Regions from separate parts of the Homo sapiens genome. Here regions 1 and 3 are each linked to region 2. Evidence: chromatin contacts called from ENCODE Hi-C or POLR2A ChIA-PET data. All regions are on one chromosome and are shown on one strand. Each heading gives the region's core, a stretch centred on a gene start or an enhancer-like site at or near the end of the contact. The rest is flanking DNA. Distances are from core to core; before and after follow the strand shown. Region 1 holds the start of RALA (RAS like proto-oncogene A). Region 2 holds the start of ELMO1 (engulfment and cell motility 1). Region 3 holds the start of MPLKIP (M-phase specific PLK1 interacting protein).

The links. Hi-C counts contacts between places; a loop is a spot of excess contacts on that map. ChIA-PET counts read pairs that join two places held with the same protein, here RNA polymerase II (POLR2A). Pooled maps may share reads with other maps.
Region 1: a loop to region 2 is called in a map of B cell, with 14 times the contacts of the local background. The contact joins the promoter of RALA here to the promoter of ELMO1 in region 2. A Hi-C loop is called at or near these places in 2 of 168 maps with a recorded cell type or tissue (B cell and naive thymus-derived CD4-positive, alpha-beta T cell) and 5 of 50 pooled maps.
Region 3: a loop to region 2 is called in a map of CD8-positive, alpha-beta T cell, with 8 times the contacts of the local background. The contact joins the promoter of MPLKIP here to the promoter of ELMO1 in region 2. A Hi-C loop is called at or near these places in 2 of 168 maps with a recorded cell type or tissue (CD8-positive, alpha-beta T cell and naive thymus-derived CD4-positive, alpha-beta T cell) and 6 of 50 pooled maps. POLR2A ChIA-PET finds 5 or more read pairs at or near these places in 1 of 52 experiments (T-cell).

The regions. Positions count from the first base shown.
Region 1 is chr7:39,622,288-39,624,987 of GRCh38, reverse strand. It overlaps RALA (RAS like proto-oncogene A), which reads right to left and starts at 1,416. Exons shown (of 5, transcript NM_005402.4): 1 at 1,163-1,416. It overlaps LOC107986785 (a long non-coding RNA gene), which reads left to right and starts at 1,511. Exons shown (of 2, transcript XR_001745175.2): 1 at 1,511-2,555. RefSeq lists silencers at 213-262, 857-1,366 and an enhancer at 693-1,540.
Region 2 is chr7:37,447,450-37,450,222 of GRCh38, reverse strand. It overlaps ELMO1 (engulfment and cell motility 1), which reads left to right and starts at 1,359. Exons shown (of 22, transcript NM_014800.11): 1 at 1,359-1,548. RefSeq lists silencers at 1,610-1,659, 1,670-1,719.
Region 3 is chr7:40,133,360-40,136,187 of GRCh38, reverse strand. MPLKIP (M-phase specific PLK1 interacting protein) reads left to right here and starts at 1,566. Exons shown (of 2, transcript NM_138701.4): 1 at 1,566-1,959. The coding sequence starts at 1,621. It overlaps SUGCT (succinyl-CoA:glutarate-CoA transferase), which reads right to left and starts at 1,183. Exons shown (of 14, transcript NM_001193313.2): 1 at 1,068-1,183. The coding sequence starts at 1,167. RefSeq lists silencers at 1,111-1,310, 1,771-1,840 and an enhancer at 1,491-1,560.

The DNA.
Region 1 (2,700 bases), core at 167-2,666, 2.2 Mb before region 2:
TAGTGTATTATTTTAATACAGGAGTCGGTTTAGAATAATATTGTATTACCAGAGACAGAAAAACATGAGCTAATAAGACACACTGAAATACATTAATAAACATACTGTAAGAGTTTACCAATGAAATCTGTTATCCAATTTCTGGAATATGATTAAAGTTGCAATTTACTTTCTGGAAAAGAATTAACTTATGATACATGTTTTATAAAGGTTGTTCCCCCCCCACACCACACAATTTGTAAATTAGGTGCTTTTCAGCTTGACACGTAGGGCGTGGCACGGGACTTCTCACACTACCTCAGCCACACTTGGATGAGCTCTTACAAGTCTGGACATTCAGGTTTCCGAGCACAGGCCAGTTAACTCCCTAATTCTCCCTAAATCCTGAAACAACACTGCCACCCCTGTGTGCCGTCACCCCCGTCTACTTAAACACATATATCCAGGCTAAAGCATGCCAATCACATCTTCCACTTCTGGAAATCTTTCAGAAACGAACCACAGAGGAAACACCTCTCTCCCAAAATGTATTCTCTTCCTCATATTAGAAGCTAGATTACCTGAAAATGGGCTAAAGCTGTGCAAGCGCCCAAGGCCAGGTATTCAGTTCAGTGCGGAGAGTCTAATGACTTTAAGTCTGAAAAACCATTCCTTTAACTGGCAAAAAAAAAAAAAAACACAAACAAACAAAACAAACAAACAAAAAACCCTGGCGGAGATGCTTAAAAAGCAGCGGCTCTAGCACAGGCAAGGAGTGGAAAGAAAGGGAAGGAGGGGAGAGGGGTGGAGTGAGGCGCGGGGACTGCGGCGGCAGCGGGTTGCCCCAGGTCGCGGGCACCGCCCGGGCGGGAACTTGGGCGCCGTGGACGAAAGGTGCGGGGTGACCTTCGGACGAGGCCAACTGAGACCGGCTGCCGGGCGCAGGGGACCTCTCCGCAGCCGCTCACTCTCGGGGGCTCACTCGCCCCACAGCGGCGAACGCGGTGCCCCGGATTCCAGCCGGGCTCATCTCGCAGCTCGTCCCCGGGCAGAACGTGGGATGTGCAATCTCGGCAGCCCGAACCCGCGTCAGGGCCTCGGCCCGCCGCCGCCCGGACACACCCCCGCCGCCGCCCGGGTGGCCCCAGTCCCTCCCCGGGCGGCCCGAGCGGGCATCGCTCACCTGCACCGCGAGCCAGTCCGCCGCCCCGAGGGCTCCGGAAGCCGCGGCTGCGTGGCTCCGGCCGGAGGGTACTCGGTCCTTGTCGCCTGGAAGGCCCCGCGCCGGGAGCGGTCGAAGGAGGAGTCTGACGGGTGGCGGGGGAGCCTGGGCGGCTGGAGGAGGAGGAGGAGGAGGAGGAGAAGGAGGAGGAGGACTCCGACGCTTTGCTCTGGGGAGATCCACCCTCCTCCTGGCGGCTCTGCAGCAGCCGCCACAGATCACTTCCGGGGCGCTGGGGAGCGGGGCGGGGCAGCTGGGGAGCGACTTCCTGTCCGTGGGCTGAGAGGAGGGTGATCATGGGCCTGGGCCGCAGAACAGTGGCTCGGAGGGCGCAGGCTGCCCGGCCTCCGCCCCCTGCAAGCTGAGGGCTGTCCGCGCTGTCTTTCCGACGGCCCCACCCCCGGCTCTCTGAGCTCCGCGAGGTGAAGTCATCTCCCGGGGGCTCGGGAGTGGCCGCGGGCCTCGCGGAGGTTCCCGGATCTCGGCGTCGTTGCCGCGGTGTCCTTGTCTTTCTTTTGGGGACCAGGAGGGGGTTCTTGGGGGAAGGAGGGGAGAGCGGAGGCCGCCATCTTGCTTCTAGAGGGTCAGCTCATGTTCCCTGGGCGTCTCAGGGTTGAGGCCGCTCGTGTGGCGTGGCCGGGGGTATTCAGAGCGGAGCTGGCGACGTGGCTTGTCACGGGCCAAATCCCAGGAGGCGGGTCAGCCGCCTACCCTGGCTGGAGGGTCTCGTGGCTGCCCTGGGCCTCATCTAACTGCTGATCCCCTGGAGAATTCGCTTTCTCGGACGGTCTGCGAGTTCTTTCTGAGGGGTGTCGGACCCCCCTGCGACTCTGCAGGTGTCGGTGTGGCACTGAGATCATCTTGCGGCCCCATGGCACTGTGATTTGGTAGCTTGTGAGAAGTAGTTTCACTAAATCCGTAAATTTAAGTTAGCAGCTACAGATTCTTATGTCTTGACATTTATTCGCTTATCTCTCTTTGCTCCCCACAAATTGAGTACCAACTATATTCCTGGTATGAGCCATTCAAGGAATGTCCAGTCTAGTGGGCAGACATACATGAAAGCAAATCATTGCTATTGGAAGTATGGTTTATCAAGATGTACAGCGTGAAGAATGGATAGCTTTACTAACGTAGGTTAGAGTTTTAAAGATAAATAGGCATTTTCTACTACAAAAATAGGGGTGGGATGGCAAATCCGGATCCGAACAGAAAGGAGATGCAGCACGGGGACAAATAATTTGTTGAGAAGAATGAGTAATAATTACAGGTCTTGAAGTTCAAACTTAGGTTGCTGAAGAAGATGAGGCTGGAGAAGAAAACAGGAGCCAAATCACGAATCGTCTATGCCTTGGTGAGGCAATGAGTGGACAGATTACAATTTAAGCTATTCTTCTGTTGGTAGAGAACAGATAACTTGGGGGGGTGGAGGTGGGGGGGCAGAGAAGGATAAGCAGAGAGCCCACAAGGGGGCCATTGCAGAAGCCAGTAAGAGAAAA
Region 2 (2,773 bases), core at 110-2,609:
GAGTCATGCGTATAATAAGGAGTTAGATCAGAGCTGTTCATTAAAAGTATAAGGTGAGCCACTAATGAGAGCCTATGTGTAGCCTTACATTTTCTAGTAGCTACATCAGAAAATGTAAAAAGAAACTGGTGAAATTAATCTTATATATGCTTATATCTTAACCCAACACATGACGAATCCAACTGACTTACTACATCAGACTATTCTCATGTATTGCAATAATGTAATCAACATAAACATACTTAACAAGTTAGTTTACATTCATTTTAAAAATACTGAATTGTATGTCTGTTTTACACTTACAGAACATCTCAGGGATAGCCACATTTCAAGTGCTCAACAGCTGCCTGTGGCTCTTGAGGGGGAAGATCTTAAAAGGGAGCTTAGTTTTCCACCTTGATTCTGATGCCTCCCTGCCCCCGACTTATTTCCTTTGCCAATTAGAAGAAAATGCCGAACTGCCTTTGACTTTTCCGGTAGAGCCAATGTAGGTATTTCTGAACTGGGGGAGGACAGGTGGTTCGCCTGCAACCCTCTTCCCTCCTGCCAGCTAGGCTGGGAGTTAACGTTTTTGATTTCTGCTTTGAAAATGATTTAAGTAGGTTGCATGAATTAAGTAATTTATTCTAAATATCAAATTATGGGTGGAACGTCTTGCCTTATGCAAAGTTATGCAAAATTAGGAAGTCCCTGGCTTAATTGGTTAGAAATACATCTTGTAGTTTCAATTGCAGGGTTAGTAAATACATAGATGTCGACGGAGAGGGAGGAAACTTTTTTTTTTTTTTTTTGCCACTCTGTCCAAGGGTAGAGGCACAGCGTCAAAACAAACACGTCTTAAAGTAGCGTTCAAACAGCCCACCGAAGTTTCCCCTTAATATCCGGAACCGGTTGCCAAAAATTAAAAAAGGATGTGAAAAGATGCTACTCGCTTTTGGCCTCCCGGAGATGGCGCTATGAGGGTGACGGAGTTAATTAGTGCCTCCAAACGCCGTGTGTGAGCTCATCGAAGTCATGCTCTGCACACATATTATTTATAGCAGATCTGAGGCATGCATGGTGTTTGACATTTCTGTCTTTTAAGTAGGGGGACTTCAAAAAGTCGTGGGCATCCCCCTAGGCAAAGTGCAGTGGGCAGGGACCAGGCAGGGTGCGGGCGCAAGGCGAACGCGCAGACCACGAGTGTCCTGGCGCAGGTGCCGGGGGCGGCGGCTGCAACTCCGCAGCGTCCGCTCGGGAGGAGAGTTCGCGGCTGATCTCCGGATGCCTTGCAGATGCAAAATGTGTCTCTGGCCAGCAGGAGGAAGGAAGAGGAAGTGAGAGCAGCGGCAGCCGGCGGTGCAGCAGCCGGCCGACCCAGAGTGTAAGTGCGTGTGCTGGGGCGAGCGGGAGCGGGCGAGGATGGGCACAGGATAGAGGCAGAGCCACCCACGCCGCCGCGGCCCCACGCTGGGCGACAGAGCCTCCAGTTCCCCTTCAATGGTGGCGGGTCGCCGGAGCTCTGATCGCCGGGAACCCTTGCCGCTGCTGTCCTGCGACCCCAAGCAGGTTCGTAAAGTTTCCTGGGCTGGCGCCGCGCCCCGACTCGCTGACCTCGGCGCGGCAGGGGAGGGGGCCGGGACTGGGGCCGGGAGGAGGCGTCCTGCTCCGGGGGACTCCGGGCGCCGCGGAGACACTTTTGTTTCCTCCCTGGGGGCGCCGCGGCTCGGGCGGGGGTGGCCGCCGCGCTCGGCAGGGTGAGGGCTGCGGGCGCGTCGGGGCGCTCTGCAGTTGGGGAAGTCTGAGCTCCGGGGATGGCGGGAGTGGGAGTGGGAGCGGAGGGAGGGGGCGCTGGAGGTGCGGCGCCCGCGGATGAAGCGCAGGGCCCGGGGCCCGGGAGCCCGCCGAGACATTTCGACCAGGGTCTGCGGGAGGGGGGGCGCGGGAGGGTTGCGACGCTGGCGCGGGGTTACTGGGGACGGGGGATGTGGGGCTGGGATCTTGGAGTCAAGATTCCTATAGAGCTAGAGAAGCGGCTGCGGCTCAGACTCGGCGTCTTCTCCTGCACTCGGGGATGGGAGGGAATCCCCCGGCGAGCGCGCTCGTGGGAGGGGGCGGTGATGGGCCAGAGGAATGGGGGCCAGGAGGGCCGGAGAGGGCGGTCTGGGCAGCCGGGAGCCCCTGAGGTTCTGGTTAGTAAATACTCTCCTCCCGGGGACACACCGGGGTCTCCGCCGAGACCGAGAGAGGCGGCGGGGAGCTTTGTGGAGCTTCGTGGAAATCTCGGCTTCGGAGAGGGGACGCACCGGGCGCGCCTTCAGAGAAGGGGGCGGCGGCATGCCAGGGGGCCCGGGAATCGGAGCGGAGAGTGGCGACTGCGATCGCCGGAGTCGCTTTGAGGAAGAGGAAATACAGAACTCAGCTGTCCCGGGGGTGCGCGCGTGTGTTTGGGGTTGGGAAGTCGGTGCTGTGCCGCGAGCGCGCGCGAGGCGGCGTGTGTGTGTGTGTGTGTGTGTGTGTGTGTGTGTGGTGTGTGCGCGCGCGCGTATGTATGTGTGTGTGGTGTGTCGTCGGTGTGTGTGTGAGTGTGTGTGTGTGGGGGGGGTGTTGTGGGTGTGTGTGTGAGTCGGTGTGTGTGTGTGTGACCGCACAGCCAGGAACTCCCCGCCCAGTGACCCTCTCCCGCCTAGGGGGCCATTTGAAGTTGGAGGCGGGTCGGGACCTGCCTTGACCTAAAGGACCAGCCTCAGGCTTGGTCCCAGGTAGTGACCCAGCTCTGAGAGTCCCTGGACGG
Region 3 (2,828 bases), core at 317-2,816, 2.7 Mb before region 2:
GTCTTTACTAAAAATACAAAAAAATTAGCCGGGCATGTGGCACATGCCTGTAATCTCGGCTACTCTAGAAAGCTGAGGCAAGAGAATCGCTTGAACCCGCGAGGCAGAGGTTGTGGTGAACCAAGATCGCGCCACTGCACTCCAGCCTGGGCGACAGAGCGAGACTGTCTCAAAAAAAAAAAAAAAAATCCTGCATCCTGCAACTAATTTCAAGATTCATAGTGGGCCGCGCGCATAATCATAGAGATTACGTCTGTAATCTCAACACTTTGGGAGGCCGAGGCGGGAGGATAACTTGAGGTCAGGAATTCGAGACCAGCCTGGCCAATATGGCGAAACCCCGTCTCTACTAAAAATACAAAAATTAGTTGGGCGTGGTGGCGCATGCCTATAATCCCAGCTACTCGGAAGGCTGAAGCAGGAAAATCTCCTGAACACGGGAGGAGGAGGTTGCAGTGAGCCGAGATCGCGCCACTGCAGTCCAGCCTGGGCGAGACAGCGAGACTCCGTCTCAAAAAAAAGAGAAAAAAAGAAAAAAGGAAAAAAAAGATTCATAGTGGATTACCATTCCCAAATTCAGAGGGAGTAAAGAAAGTTCTATAACACTGTAGTAAAGCTAAATTTCATCCTCTAAATAAAATTCTGCAACAGGTAACTGTACAAGGGCATCTTTTATTGTACATGAAGTGTCAAGTTATTCAAAGCAGCGGGCTAAAGTCCTTTCTGAAATGTGGCTTGGTGTGCATTTTCGAAGTTACTTAAACTTGGCGGACGAAAGGACAGGAGTAAAGAGGCCCCAAACGCGAGCCGCGGGACGCGCAGGAGCGGGACCCCACGGCGCACGGAGCCCTCGGTCACAACAACGCACGGGACAGAGGCGACCCTGGGCGGCCAGAGCGGGGCAGGCCGGCCGCAGGCCCACGGAACGGGGTTGCAGGGAGGCGAGCAAAGCCACCGCTAAGGGGTCAGCAGAGACTTCAGACCCTAATTGCTCTCCTCAGGGCGCCCGAGGAGGCAAGCTGGGGCAGGGATCCCTTTAGCCACCCAGACCGAATCTCGGAGGGTACCTGACTGCGGGCGGCCAGTCCACAGCCCCCTCCCGCCGCCCCGGCCGGAGAAGAGGCAGGTTCTGCGCAGAGCTGCCACCCTCGCCAGCGTCGCCAGCATCGCGTGCGTCTCAGATGGCATCGGTCCCGGTGCAAGCGGCGAACTCCGTGCGGCGCCACCCGCCGCCACTGGGGGGCGCCCACGGACGCCGCAGACCCCGCCCCCGCCGGGCGGGGCTGAGCACTAGTCGCCTGCTGGGCCAGCTTCTAGTCTGTCGGTCAGACCAAGGGCACTCAGACTGGAAAGGTTGTTGCTGGGCTTGGGTGTCCGTCCTTTCCTGTCTCCTTTTCTTCCTCTTTTCACTTAAATCCACTGAGTCTCTCGCCAAGTCAGTGATTTAGGTAATCCCGCCGCCCCTGGCGGAACCTTTGTGACGCCGGAACTGATGTGCCGTAGGGTGGCTGCGGTCGGAGGACTGTTTTGGTAAAGGACTAGCAGTTCTCTGCGGAGGGCCGGTTGATACAGTTCCGGTGGGAGAACGCGGCTGCGAGGTTTTCGGCTTTGGCTCCTGATATGCAGCGACAGAATTTTCGGCCCCCAACTCCTCCTTACCCTGGTCCGGGTGGAGGAGGTTGGGGTAGCGGAAGCAGCTTCCGGGGAACCCCGGGCGGGGGCGGACCACGGCCGCCCTCCCCTCGAGACGGGTACGGGAGTCCGCACCACACGCCGCCGTACGGGCCCCGGTCTAGGCCGTACGGGAGCAGTCACTCTCCGCGACACGGCGGCAGCTTCCCGGGGGGCCGGTTCGGGTCTCCGTCCCCTGGCGGCTACCCTGGCTCCTACTCCAGGTCCCCCGCGGGGTCCCAGCAGCAATTCGGCTACTCCCCAGGGCAGCAGCAGACCCACCCCCAGGTAATAATAATAGCCAGCGTTTGCCGAGCTCTTACTTTATGGCAGGCACGGTACTAATATTCCCTTTACGTGGATTATTTTGTCTAATCCTCTCTGAGGTACTATTGTTAGCCCAATTTTGCAGATGAGCGAACTGAGGCTTAGAGAAGTTGAGTGACTTCCGGAAGATTATCCGAAAGAGTGGCAGAGCCGTACGTTCTGTTTTCGAGCCCTCGTGCTTTTAACCAATACACTGCCACCCGTACACAGATTTTCCTAATTCTCCATTTCCTCCTGTTTGCCAAAGGCCTTGCCAGTTTGTTTCAAGAAATAGTTCTTTTTCTTTTTTTTTTTTTTTTTTTTATCTTTCTTTCGAGCTACACTGGCTTCTGCTCCAACTTCCCTGAAAAGAAAATCGGTGGTAGTGGAAGTTTTCCATTCCTTTAGTGAGAGTAAATACAAAAGACAGAGAGAGTATCTCTAGCATGTCTGGGATTTCTGTGGTTTACAACTTGCAACTACGTGGTTTTCCAACTTGCTGTATTCTACACCAACCCCCTACCCCTTTTGAGCCTGGAGCTAAGGAGTAAAGAAAATGTTCATGAGCTAGAAAGGTTCTAGAAACTTTAAAACTATAGTATTGTTTTCTCCTGAAAAAAGTGAAAATTTCGAGGGAAAATTGAATATAATTACTTGATTTCATCACTGCTTGTATTTAATTACTGCAAAGTTACTACATTAGACACAAAAGTATTTGAGATGACAGTGGTCATGGAATTATAAATAAATGAGAATAACGAATTGCTTTAAGTACTTTTTTTAAAAAATAGGAACACTTGATTAAAGGAAGCATGGACTTTGTAATTGAACATTATTTAGGTTCAAGTCAC